Linked DNA regions of Mus musculus: region 2 is linked to region 1. Evidence: chromatin loops called from intact Hi-C (ENCODE). Cell type or tissue: gastrocnemius. All regions are shown on one strand. Links, peaks and the distances in the headings refer to the core of each region. The heading gives the core; the rest is flanking DNA.

The links. Peaks named below come from ENCODE experiments on the same cell type or tissue, not always from the same donor. Only the 100,000 strongest peaks of a DNase experiment are listed, where the experiment ranks them.
Region 2: it touches region 1 in a loop (7-fold over the local background); 22 of 42 quality-filtered maps call a loop at or near these places.

The regions. Positions count from the first base shown.
Region 1 is chr17:7,823,041-7,828,398 of GRCm38, reverse strand. Fndc1 (fibronectin type III domain containing 1) reads left to right here and starts at 1,097. Exons shown (of 21, transcript NM_001081416.2): 1 at 1,097-1,381. The coding sequence starts at 1,282. In gastrocnemius, for the core only: a CTCF peak has its summit at 1,026; DNase peaks (open chromatin) are centred at 550 and 1,079; H3K4me3 peaks cover 3,329 bases; H3K27ac peaks cover 3,287 bases.
Region 2 is chr17:7,441,136-7,446,511 of GRCm38, reverse strand. No RefSeq gene overlaps it. Among named protein-coding and RNA genes, the nearest start is that of Gm36458, 27 kb to the right of the region's middle. In gastrocnemius, for the core only: a CTCF peak has its summit at 2,508 (motif pointing left); a DNase peak (open chromatin) is centred at 2,503.

The DNA of each region.
Region 1 (5,358 bases), core at 359-5,358:
GGAATACACTAGAGAGAGAGAGAGAGAGAGAGAGAGAGAGAGAGAGAGAGAGAGGAGTGCGGAAGGAACCTGACACTCTTAAAGGAAGATCAAGCTGGGGACACAAAAGCCAGAGGCCAGACTAACTAGAGCCCTAAGGGGAGAGGCAAGAGCATCTGTTCAATTGTAGAAGGTTCCCGAACTCTAAAGAGGGGATCAGTGGAGAGCCTTCCTGGGGGGGACCTGGAGACTTCACTGCAGGTCACAGTTAGGCAAGAGGTGCCAGCCTGGGCTCAGCGTGTGGATGTCTTGATTTTGTAATTTTTGTTTCCGAATAGAGATTCCGTATTTCAGTACCACCCTTCCAGACTTTGTTTAGCGTCCTGGTCAAGTTTGGGGTTGCTATGTGGGCGAACCGATTCCATGTTCTGTCTGTCCTGTGCCAGTGGCATCAGGTTGGTTTGCAGAGAGCAGCACTCTGCTTCCCTAGCGCGAGTCTTTGTCGCCTGCAAGGACGCTCCTACTCCACTAGTGTCTGAGGCTGGGAGTGGACCAAAACCCAGTCTGTTATCCCGCACAGCGGGATCCCAAGGCGGTGTTTAAATTACAGAAAGGGAGGTCAAATGAGTTCTTGGCAGGGCTTTTTGCGGCGTGCTTAAAGTCAGCTTCTGTTTCAATTGGGATCACAGGCTCCTGCGCAATGACAGCCAGGAGCTCCCTCAGCGAGTACGGCTCCTCATCCTTTCCCAAGAGCTCCGGCTGCGTAGGAAGGATATCGAGAGCCCACAGACCACTGTCATGTGCAGAAAAAGGTGGAGGGTCCTGACCCGGTCCCTGAAGATGAAACTACACAGAGGTTTAAGGAGACAAAGTTCACGCCTCATCTTAGCACCGATTGTTTATAATAGGTCACTTTCCTGGCCAGAGCGTATTAGAGACTTAGACAAAGGGAGGGAACTTTCCTGGTCACTCTTCCTGGTGCAGATTTTTAATTTCACAAAAATCGAATGGGGTTCCGGGACTTGCGCCCCGCCCGCCTCGTGGGGTCTCATCGCGAGCGCGCAGGCAGGGGGCGCCCGAGCGCATCTAAAAGGAGCTGCGGGCAGCGGGTGGCCTCAGTGGCAGAGCGCGGCTGGCCGCGGTGCGTGGCCAGGAGCGGTCGCCTAGGGGCTGCACCGCCGCTCGCACAGGACACCGGACACCCAGCCACGGGCACCCGACGGCGTTGCTCTGCGTTCCTCTCACTGCGGCCCGCGCCCTGCCAGCCACCTACGCTCGGTCCCCGCGCATCCCGGGCTTCCGATGGCCCCCGAGGCCAGGGCGTCCCCGCGCCTGCTGCTCAGGGCGGCACTGCTGCTCCTGGCGGCGCTGCTACCGGTGGCTACCTCAGCAGGACCCCCAGGTACGCGCACGCCTGACTCTGCGGTCGGCTAGGCTGTCCTCTGCCCACCCGCTTGTCACTCTGGGGGACCACTGTCCCACACTGGCTCTGTGTTGCCCGCGTGCGTGTCTTGTCACTAACCTGTGCATCCTCGTGAGTGGAGTCAGGGCGTGCTAGGTGTGGGCACTAGGCACTCTGAGTATGGGAGAAGTGTGGACACGGAACACACAAGAGAACTGGGGACTGAAACTTGTCTAAGTGCCCTGGAGATCCAGGCAAAGGAAAGGAGAAGTGACTTTGGGCATCGCACTGGGGGTGGGGGTGGGAGTCTGGGGGGGATAGAAGTCGGGGGGGGGGGCACTCTCTTTGGTCAGACTCTCCTCCGGGTTGAGGGTGAGCATCTTTCTGTCATCTTCTTCACCTGTCTCGATGTTGGATAAGGTCACTGAGGGAACTCAGATGGAAACTGAGGGGCAGGACTGTACTCCAGGACCAGCAGCAACTGAAGTCCTAAGCTTGGGAACTTTGCAGCTGGAAGAAGACATTTGTCTTTCGAGGAGGGAGAGGGAAGTGGGACCGTCAGTGAGTTCCAGAGAGCCTAACCCACTCCAAAGGCCAGGCTGCAGCCTGGATGGACACTTGCTTTGCACAAGAGGCTTAGCTGACTCTGCTTTCTTGCGTGTTTCACCAGCGTCCAGATGGTTACACAGTAGTGGGCTTTCACGCCTATGTCCTTGGCGTCTTCGTGTCTAGCATGCATGCATTTCCACACTTGGAAACCATGACTTTTGTTTATGGCATCAATTTGTAGGAACCTGAAAAGTGGACTCCCCTTCCCCTTTCTGGTATTATTCAGTGGCAGCAGGGCTGAAAACAACAAAACAAAACAAACTTCTTTTCCAACAGGGGCCACTAGTTTTGCATGCTGGTGTCTGTATTGCGCTCCCCATAAGGATAAAGGGAGAGCGCTTGGTGACCTCTTGGTAGTATCGGGTGCTACGTATTCTGGTGTTGAGTTCCCTTTTTCTAAAAGGGTCATACAGAAGTAGGGGTCCTTTCTCTTCCATTTATGATCTCAAGGCAAGTATTCCCTTCATATTTTATACAATGTCTGACAGAATAAATCTCTTCTAGCCTCCCAGCTTCCCCACCTACAATCCAAAGGCTTCGTTCTTTCTAAGCTCAAGTGTTCCACTCTTTCCAGTGAAAGGGTTCTTGTTACAGAAAGCGATCTGAGAGTGGGGGCCTTGGAAAGTGAGCTTTGTGGTGGTTCCAGCCTCCTTTCTTCCCGTGTCCATGGTCACCTTAGGATGGGTTCTGCTTGTGAACGTGGGAAGGCAGGGCTTGTCGTGCTCCTCATGGGCTCGACAGCATTGTCAGCTGCACTTTCTTTGGCTCTCTGCTCTGCAAATCACTGCACTGTGGAATGTTGGAACTGGGCGGCTTGTTGGCACTTCTCTCTACTGTGTTGACGTGGGATCTGCAGTGAAATGATGACCAGACTGGAAACGGACAGAGGAGACAAGCGCATTTCCAAGTGCCTATTTACTGTACTTAAGTTCAATTAGGGAAGGGAAGAAGTGGACATAGCAGCCTGCAGAAGGCTCCTGTGTCAGGGAAGAAATCACGAAGCAGCATGTAATTTATTCCATGGGCTCCTTGAGGAGCCTTCCTGTCTGTCTGTCTTGCCATTCCCAGTTGCAGCAGCTGCTTGGATTTGCGTCTAGTGGGGCAAAGCCACGGGCAGACGTAACTCATGCTTCCTGCAAGTGGCTACTGTCAGCCCCATTCCTCCTCTTTTGGGTCCAGCATTTCTGGTAAGGCAAATTACCCAGAGCTACGCTGACAGTTAGCACACTGTTGCAGCGCTAGAGGTGTTATTCTTCTTCCAGCACACCTGGAAGATCCCTGCAACTCAGGACAGATTAAAACAGAGCAAAGTAAGCAGGTGATGCCCCTCCCCCACCGCACCCATTCCTGCCATAGGCTACTAGGCAAACATTAAAGAACAGGGGTGCTCCCAGTCTGAAGGCCTGAAACCATCTATGCGTTTACAGTAGACACTCAGGGAGGGCTAGGGATCATCTCTATTTTCTTCTTTAAAGCTAAAGAGCTTTTTAATGAATCTGCAAGGCCAAAGTCATTCTCAAAGTGATATGAGTTCAGTCCCAGCCTCTTTCCTGGGTTGATGTTCACATGAGTGAACAAAAGCTTACTGGGTAATAAATGGTATCTGACAGGGTCCACCGCTTGGAGCCTGAAAATACTAAGAGTTTAACCCCAGGGATAAGCACCTGCGGGACTCCCAGTCAGCACTCGAATGACTTGCTTTATAAGAAGAATGCGGTATTTACTCTAAAAAAAAAAAATCTACAGACAAACTATAGTTGCCTACTTGGATAACTCTCACAATTTTTTTCCCTCCAGAAATGAGCAAACTGAGCCTGATATCTCTCGTTAAGTAACTGCACAAATTTCTTGTCAGTGATGCAACTTGAATTTCTTTCTTTAAAAAAAAAAAAAAATCAAAGAGGCCGGGAGGTGGTGGCGCACACCTTTAGTCCCAGCACTCGGGAGGCAGAGGCAGGAGGATTTCTGAGTTCAAAGCCAGCCTGGTCTACAAAGTGAGTTCCAGGACAGCCTGGGCTATACAGAGAAACCTTGTCTCAAAAAACAAAAAACAAAGCAAAACAAAACAAAAAAAAAAAAAAAAAAACAAAAACAAACAAAATCTAGTGAGGAATTTCAATTTTTAAAAAAAGACTTTATTTATTTATTTTATGTTTATGGGTACACTGTAGCTGTACTGATGGTTGTGAGCCATCGGTGGTTTCTGGGAATGAAGGTTGCTCACTCCAGTCAGTCTGGCTCATTCCAGTCGACCCTGCTCTCTCTGGCCTAAAGATTTCATTTATTATTATATGTAACTACACTGTAGCTGTCTTCAGACAGCACCAGAAGAGGGCATCAGATCTCATTACAGATGGTTGTGAGCCACCATGTGGTTGCTGGGATTTGAACTCAGGACCTTTGGAGGAGCAGTCAGTGCTCTTAACCCCTGAGCCATCTCTCCAGCCTGCAACTTGAGTTTCATAAGTTAAAACTTGAATGCAGCTAAGCTGTCTCTCCCCTGGTAGGCTTGAAATACTTCTCTGTATTAGAAACCTTTTTTATGGCCATGGTGATAGGAATGAACGTGGTTTTGATAGCAATATGAATGAAGATGTGCCTTTAAAATGTCACACGATGAGACATGGTGAATTCAAATAGCGACTACACAAAGTATTACACAGGGATCCGACATGGTGGCATGCATCTGCAATACATCTGCAATGGCTCCTGGAGCAAGATGGGAGGTGGAGATGGGAGAATCACTGCAAATTACGCACAGTTGTGAATCAGGTGCGTGGGGATGCACAGTACAGCAACAGAAGCAAGAGAGACTCCGCCCCAATAAGGTAGAACATGAGAACGGACTTCCAAAGACCATCTCTGGCCTCCGTGTGCAAGTGTGCATTCATATGTGCACATGCAGGGCACATGTGAGAGTACACAGCATCCATGCATATACACACACGCATACATATGTGGGCGCACATACGCATGCATACACACAACCAAACTTTTCACAGGGCCTTATACATGCTAGACACACTGCTCCTGAGCTCCACCCCCCATTATAAACAAATTAATTTTAAATTACCATAATTCCTACTATAGTAGGGAAAGATAGATGACAGACATCCCGTTCAAGTATAACTTTTATGGGAACCTTGCAAGTTTAAAGGTAGAAAGGAATCCAGAGGCCACAGAGTGTTATAGCTCCTGGCATACACAGCTGAATGGAAGTTAGAAGTGCAGATGCCAGGGTCAGAGTCTTAACACCATCACGGCCTCTCTGCTGGCCTTCAGCAGTCCATCTGAGTTTGTGGGTAGATGTGGTCAGTGAGACCCTTTCATCTTTAGAAGCCCTGGGAAACTTTCCTATGACCCAGGCG
Region 2 (5,376 bases), core at 182-5,181, 380 kb after region 1:
CCAGATGTTAGAGAACAAAAACTCAAATTTACAATATATTCGTTTCTCTGTGGTAATAAATCCATGCTGTATTTTTGAAGAATTCACTTTAGTCAATGTTTGTATGAAGTCAAGTGAAAAGGTAAGTGCCATTTGAGCGATGGTAAACCTCTGGACAAAGGAAAAAGACTAAAACCAGATCATTCACCTGCTTATCACACTGCAAATAAAGCCCATCGAGGTTCAGATTACCAGTGAATAGGCTACGTGTAAGCACAGGGTGGGTGTCATCTCCAGACAAGGGCTAAAGTCATGGGCGCTGCCCCAAGACATGAGTTCACAAATCCTTGAGTTTATTTACTAGGTTGACAGAAATGTTCCTCTTAGAACTTCCAAATAAATGTTGAAAGTCCTGAAAAGAACCAGGGCTCATTCTCCCTCCTCATTCTCCTCTCAAACACTCTAAGAGCATGTCCTCACATCAAATATAAAGCAAGCTAAACAATCAGGTTCCAATTGACTTCTCTATCTCCCTCACCTGTCCCCCCAATACACAAGCAGGCACACACACACAAGCAAGCGCACACACACACACCTTGTAAAGCTACATACATAAAGAAACATACTAAAAAATACCAAATTGATTATTTAGGTCTGAATAAACAGGAAATATGGAATACTTATCATAATCTTTTAAAGTTTTATGCATATGAGTATTTGCCTGCATGTATGCCTGTGTACCATGTGTGTGCCTCATATGAGCAGAGGCCAAAAGAACATTACTAGATACACTGAAACTGAAGTTACACATGATTATATTATGCTCTGCCATGTAGATCCCGGGAACCCAATCAGGGTCCCTTACAAGAAGAGTAAATATTCTTTTAACAGATGAACCGTCTCTCCAGAGCTTAGGATACTTTTTTTTTTAAAGATTTATTTATTATTATACCTAAGTTCACTGTAGCTGACTTCAGACACACCAGAAGAGGGTGTCAGATCTCATTACGGGTGGTTGTGAGCCACCATGTGGCTGCTGGGATTTGAACTCAGGACCTTTGGAAGAGCAGTCAGTGCCCTTTATCTGCCGAGCCATCTCACCAGCCCAGGACACTTTTTTTTTAATGAAACTACACTAGCATGTTTTTAGATACAGCCAAGTTTTTTCCATCTTAATTATTATGTTTTTCATTTAGTTTCAATAGTAATTGTTCTAGATAGCTTTAACTGTCAACTCAACACAGCCTATATCACCAGAGAAGGCAGTCCCAGTTGAAGGATTACCTAGATCAGACTGGCCTGTGGGCATGTCTGGGGGAATTGTCTTGATGTTAATTGATGTAGAATCACCCAGCCCACTGTGAGTGGCACCATTTCCTAGGCAGGTATTCTTGGGCTATATAAGAAAGCTAGCTATGTATAAGCCTGTCTTCATGAGCCAAGATCCTCCATGGTTCCTGCTGTGAGTAAATTCTCTGATTAAAGGTAATGTTTCATGAAATAGCAAGGTCTGCCTTTAAGTACCTGCTGGAGTTTCTTCCCTGACTTCCCTAAATGATGGAGTCTGGTGTGGGGGTATAAGCCAAATAAATCCTTTCCTCCCCTAAATTGCATTTGGTCAGAGGGTTTTATTATAGCAGAAAGAAAACCAAAACAGAAATCTAAACTTTTAAATGAGAGTGGATGCAGATAGTTTGAATGCCTGCTTACTATTTAAAGATGGTAAGATGATGTCATTTGTAGGTGTATGTGTGTGGGTTAGTCACGTGACTACCTGACAATACATCATTATTTGGTAGGCTCAGCACAGGTGGACTTAGAGTAAATAAGAAACTATTTTCATCTCAGTGGGTAAAGAATGCCTTGCAGATCACAGAGTATTCTGAACACAGGAAAGTGCTAGAAAGACACACTACCTGGAAGAGAAGCATGTGGCTACCTGAGGAAAAGCAGAAGAGGGTACAAAGAGTGGACGCCAGCTCACTGGTCCACTCATCAGCTGATTAGTTACGCTGGGAGAGCTCATTTGTTCATCTCTCATAATTCTGTTTGTGTTACCTGCTACATCAATTTCATCTTACAGCTGTATGACATGACCGCTCATAGAAGCTTATGCTTTTATAAATTCCTATTAGATATAATAAAAATAAGGTTTAGCCGGGTGTGGTGGCGCATGCCTTTGATCCCAGCACTCAGGAGGCAGAGGCAGGCAGATTTCTGAGTTCAAGGCCAGCCTGGTCTACAGAGTGAGTTCCAGGACAGCCAGGGCTATACAGAGAAACCCTGTCCTGGAAAAAAAAAAAAAAAAAAAAGGAATGTTTCAAAGCAAAAACTAATTTAATAATTTGGTACATTTTTAATGACCAATGCTCAATGAAAAAAAAAACTAAGAAATCTCCAGTAATACCCATTTTCAAAACATATTGGCCTCTTCCAACAAAATGAAGAACATACTGGATTTCTAAATAAATCCTGGGCTAAGGCTATAGCACAAAAATGTAGAAAGCCTGCCCCCTGCTGGTCATGTTTTGGTCTAAGGGAAAAAAAGGACAGACAACTTTAGGGTTTCCATGGGCAAGGGCATCTCAACTGGGAGTGGCACACTCCTGTAATCCCAGCCCCTGGGAGCAGAGGCAAGAGGAAATGAAGTTCCTGGACTATATGAGACCCTGTCCAAAGCAAAGGTTGGGGTTACTTATGGACACCGACCTCCAGACACCAACCTGTGTAGGTTGTTGTAAAACAAGAGAACCAGGTACTGACGCAAAAGTAAACTCTAGAGACTCCAAGTAGAGGGTGGAGGGCTCCTAAATTTTCACATGAGCCCAGAGCACATTCTTCATCAGCACGGTCAAGCAAGGGGATGCATGTGGAAGATGGAAGAAAATAAAACAACTTCTCACTCCTCAGCAAACCCAGCAGAGCACTTCTCCAAACCCATGGAGAAAACAAACTCCTTTCCTAGAGAAAAGAAAAGAAATGGAACACACTAGCCCCTCCACTGAGCAGGTAGGGCTCCATGCGGGCTGAGGCTGGATCTAGGCTGATACACTGTGTGGGGCTCAGCTGGCAGACTTCACACAGAAGCCTTGGGCACTGGCTCACTGCTCCCTCCCGGAAATTAGGTGAACATTTAACCACTTAGCTTTTTTTAAGTTCTAATAATTCTATTTCTATTAAATTAAACAGGTTGCCACCAATCATACTTTTTACTCTGTCCAAATGAATTAAAAACAAAACCAATCAGATGGCTGCTACAGTAGCATTGGAAGAAACCAAAATAGTATAGTTTCAATGGATGGTAGATAATAAACTGGTACAAGGATCTGGGCAACAGACTATCATTACCTGCTAAAAGGAAACAAGCTGTCAAAGGGTCAGCATGGTGGGTAAAGACATCTATCAACAAGCCTGAACAACCTGAGTTCAAACCCCAGGACCTCATGGTAGACAGAGAAGACCAAGGGGGCTTCTAACCTACACACTGAAAGAGAGAGGAAGAAAGAGGGGGGGGGGAGAAAAAGAGAGGAAGGGAGAAAGAGCTAGAGAGGAAAGGAGAAAGGAAGAAAGATAGCAAGACATTGAGAAACTTTAAATTTATTCCGTAGAGAGAGATGCATGGCAGAGCCAAGGGGAGTGACAGAATTGTTTTCTTTCTAAGATTCCTTAGAGAGAGGGGAGACAGTAGGTGTATATTTTTCATAACCTCCCCTCTATCTCACTACCCACCAGAGGTAATGGAAATGGAAAGGAAAGGTTATTTATTAGGATGCAGGGGAAGCAGACCTGTTCAGAAATAGTTCTTTGGGGGTCTTCCAATCTTTGTTGTTCTCAGTCAAGTCCACTAGCAAACAACAAATATGAACCAGCAGCTGCAGTCCAGTCTACTCCGCAGACAACACACATGAATCAGCAAGGGCAGTTCAATCCAGAGGAAACCGAGGCTCACTAATTGGTTCTCTACAGAGGTGGTAGGAAGCCAGAGAAACCTCACAAGAAGTTCTTTGGCAAGTTTCTCTCTAACAAGTGAGGCTCAGAAACACAATGTAAGGCGAACCAATACATGCAGGTTGTCAGCAAAGAACAGTAAGGTGGAGCAGGGCAAACCAATGCTCAAGCTCCCACTGGCTGTGGGGTCATATTTATATTCCTTCAAAACATCCTTCACATGGCTGCCATAGCAAAACATGCTGGGTTTTTGTTGTTGTTGTTTGGTTGTTTTTTTTTTGTTTGGTTTTTTGTTGTTTTTGGTTTTTTGAGACATGGTTTCTCTGTATAGCCCTGGCTGTCCTGGAACTCACTTTGTAGACCAGGCTGGCCTCGAACTCAGAAATCTGCCTGCCTCTGCCTCCCGAGTGCTGGGATCAAAGGCATGCGCCACCACACCCAGCTTAAAACATGCTGTTTTTAAGATTTACTTGTTTTATATATATGAGTACACTGTAGCTGTCTTCAGACACAGCAGAAGAGGACATCAGATCCCATTGCAGATGGTTGTGAGCCACCATGTGGTTGCTGGGAATTGAACTCAGGACCTCTGGAAGAGCAGTCAGTACTCTTAACCACTGAACCAGCTCTCCAACCAGCAAAACATCCTTTCACCTGCATTTACTTAAGCAAAACATCCTTTCATGTGTGCCTCAGCAAAACCATTTGACATGACTAACTTGTCAAAGAAACCAGAAGTTTCCCATTTCAGGGGACTGTGTGATTGGACCCCTGAGTTGGTTTGAAGTAGCTGTCTTCATACTGAAGATCTACACTTCTGGAACACTTCTTTGCTGTGTCTCCTGTATTCTTAGGAGACTGACATATTGCCCCCAAATAAGACTGTGCACTACAAAAGACTATATTATAGCCCCCACCCTGGATTCATATTGACTATGAGGGGTTTTGAATTGAACCCATGCTCCAGCACGGCCGAATCTGGAGAGAAAGTGTTTAAGAGACTAAAGGAGAGTCATAAGAGCATAAGTGCATCAGTCTGATATAACCCGTGACCTCAAACAAATTTGAGAGGGCTGGAGAGGTAGCTCAACAGTTACAAGCACTGGCTGCTGGTTCAGTTCTCACTACACATAGGACAGCACAGTCTCTGTGACTCCAGTTCTAGGAGATCTGAGGCCCCTCAGGCTTCTGAGGGCCCCTGCATACACGTGGTACAAATAAACACATGCAAGCAAAGCACCAATGCACAGAAACTAATCTTTTTAAATAATGTATTTAAAGAGATCCCCCCCTTTCACTCATCTGCTCTCCACTCCCTCCTGCTCTCTGCCCTCCTTTGCTCCCCTCCTCTCTCTGATCTCTTTCTCTCCCCTCTCCTCTTCCTCCTTCCCTCTCTCCTCCCCTCCTTTCTTCCCCCTTTCCCTCTCCTCTCCCCTTCCCCTCTCCTTT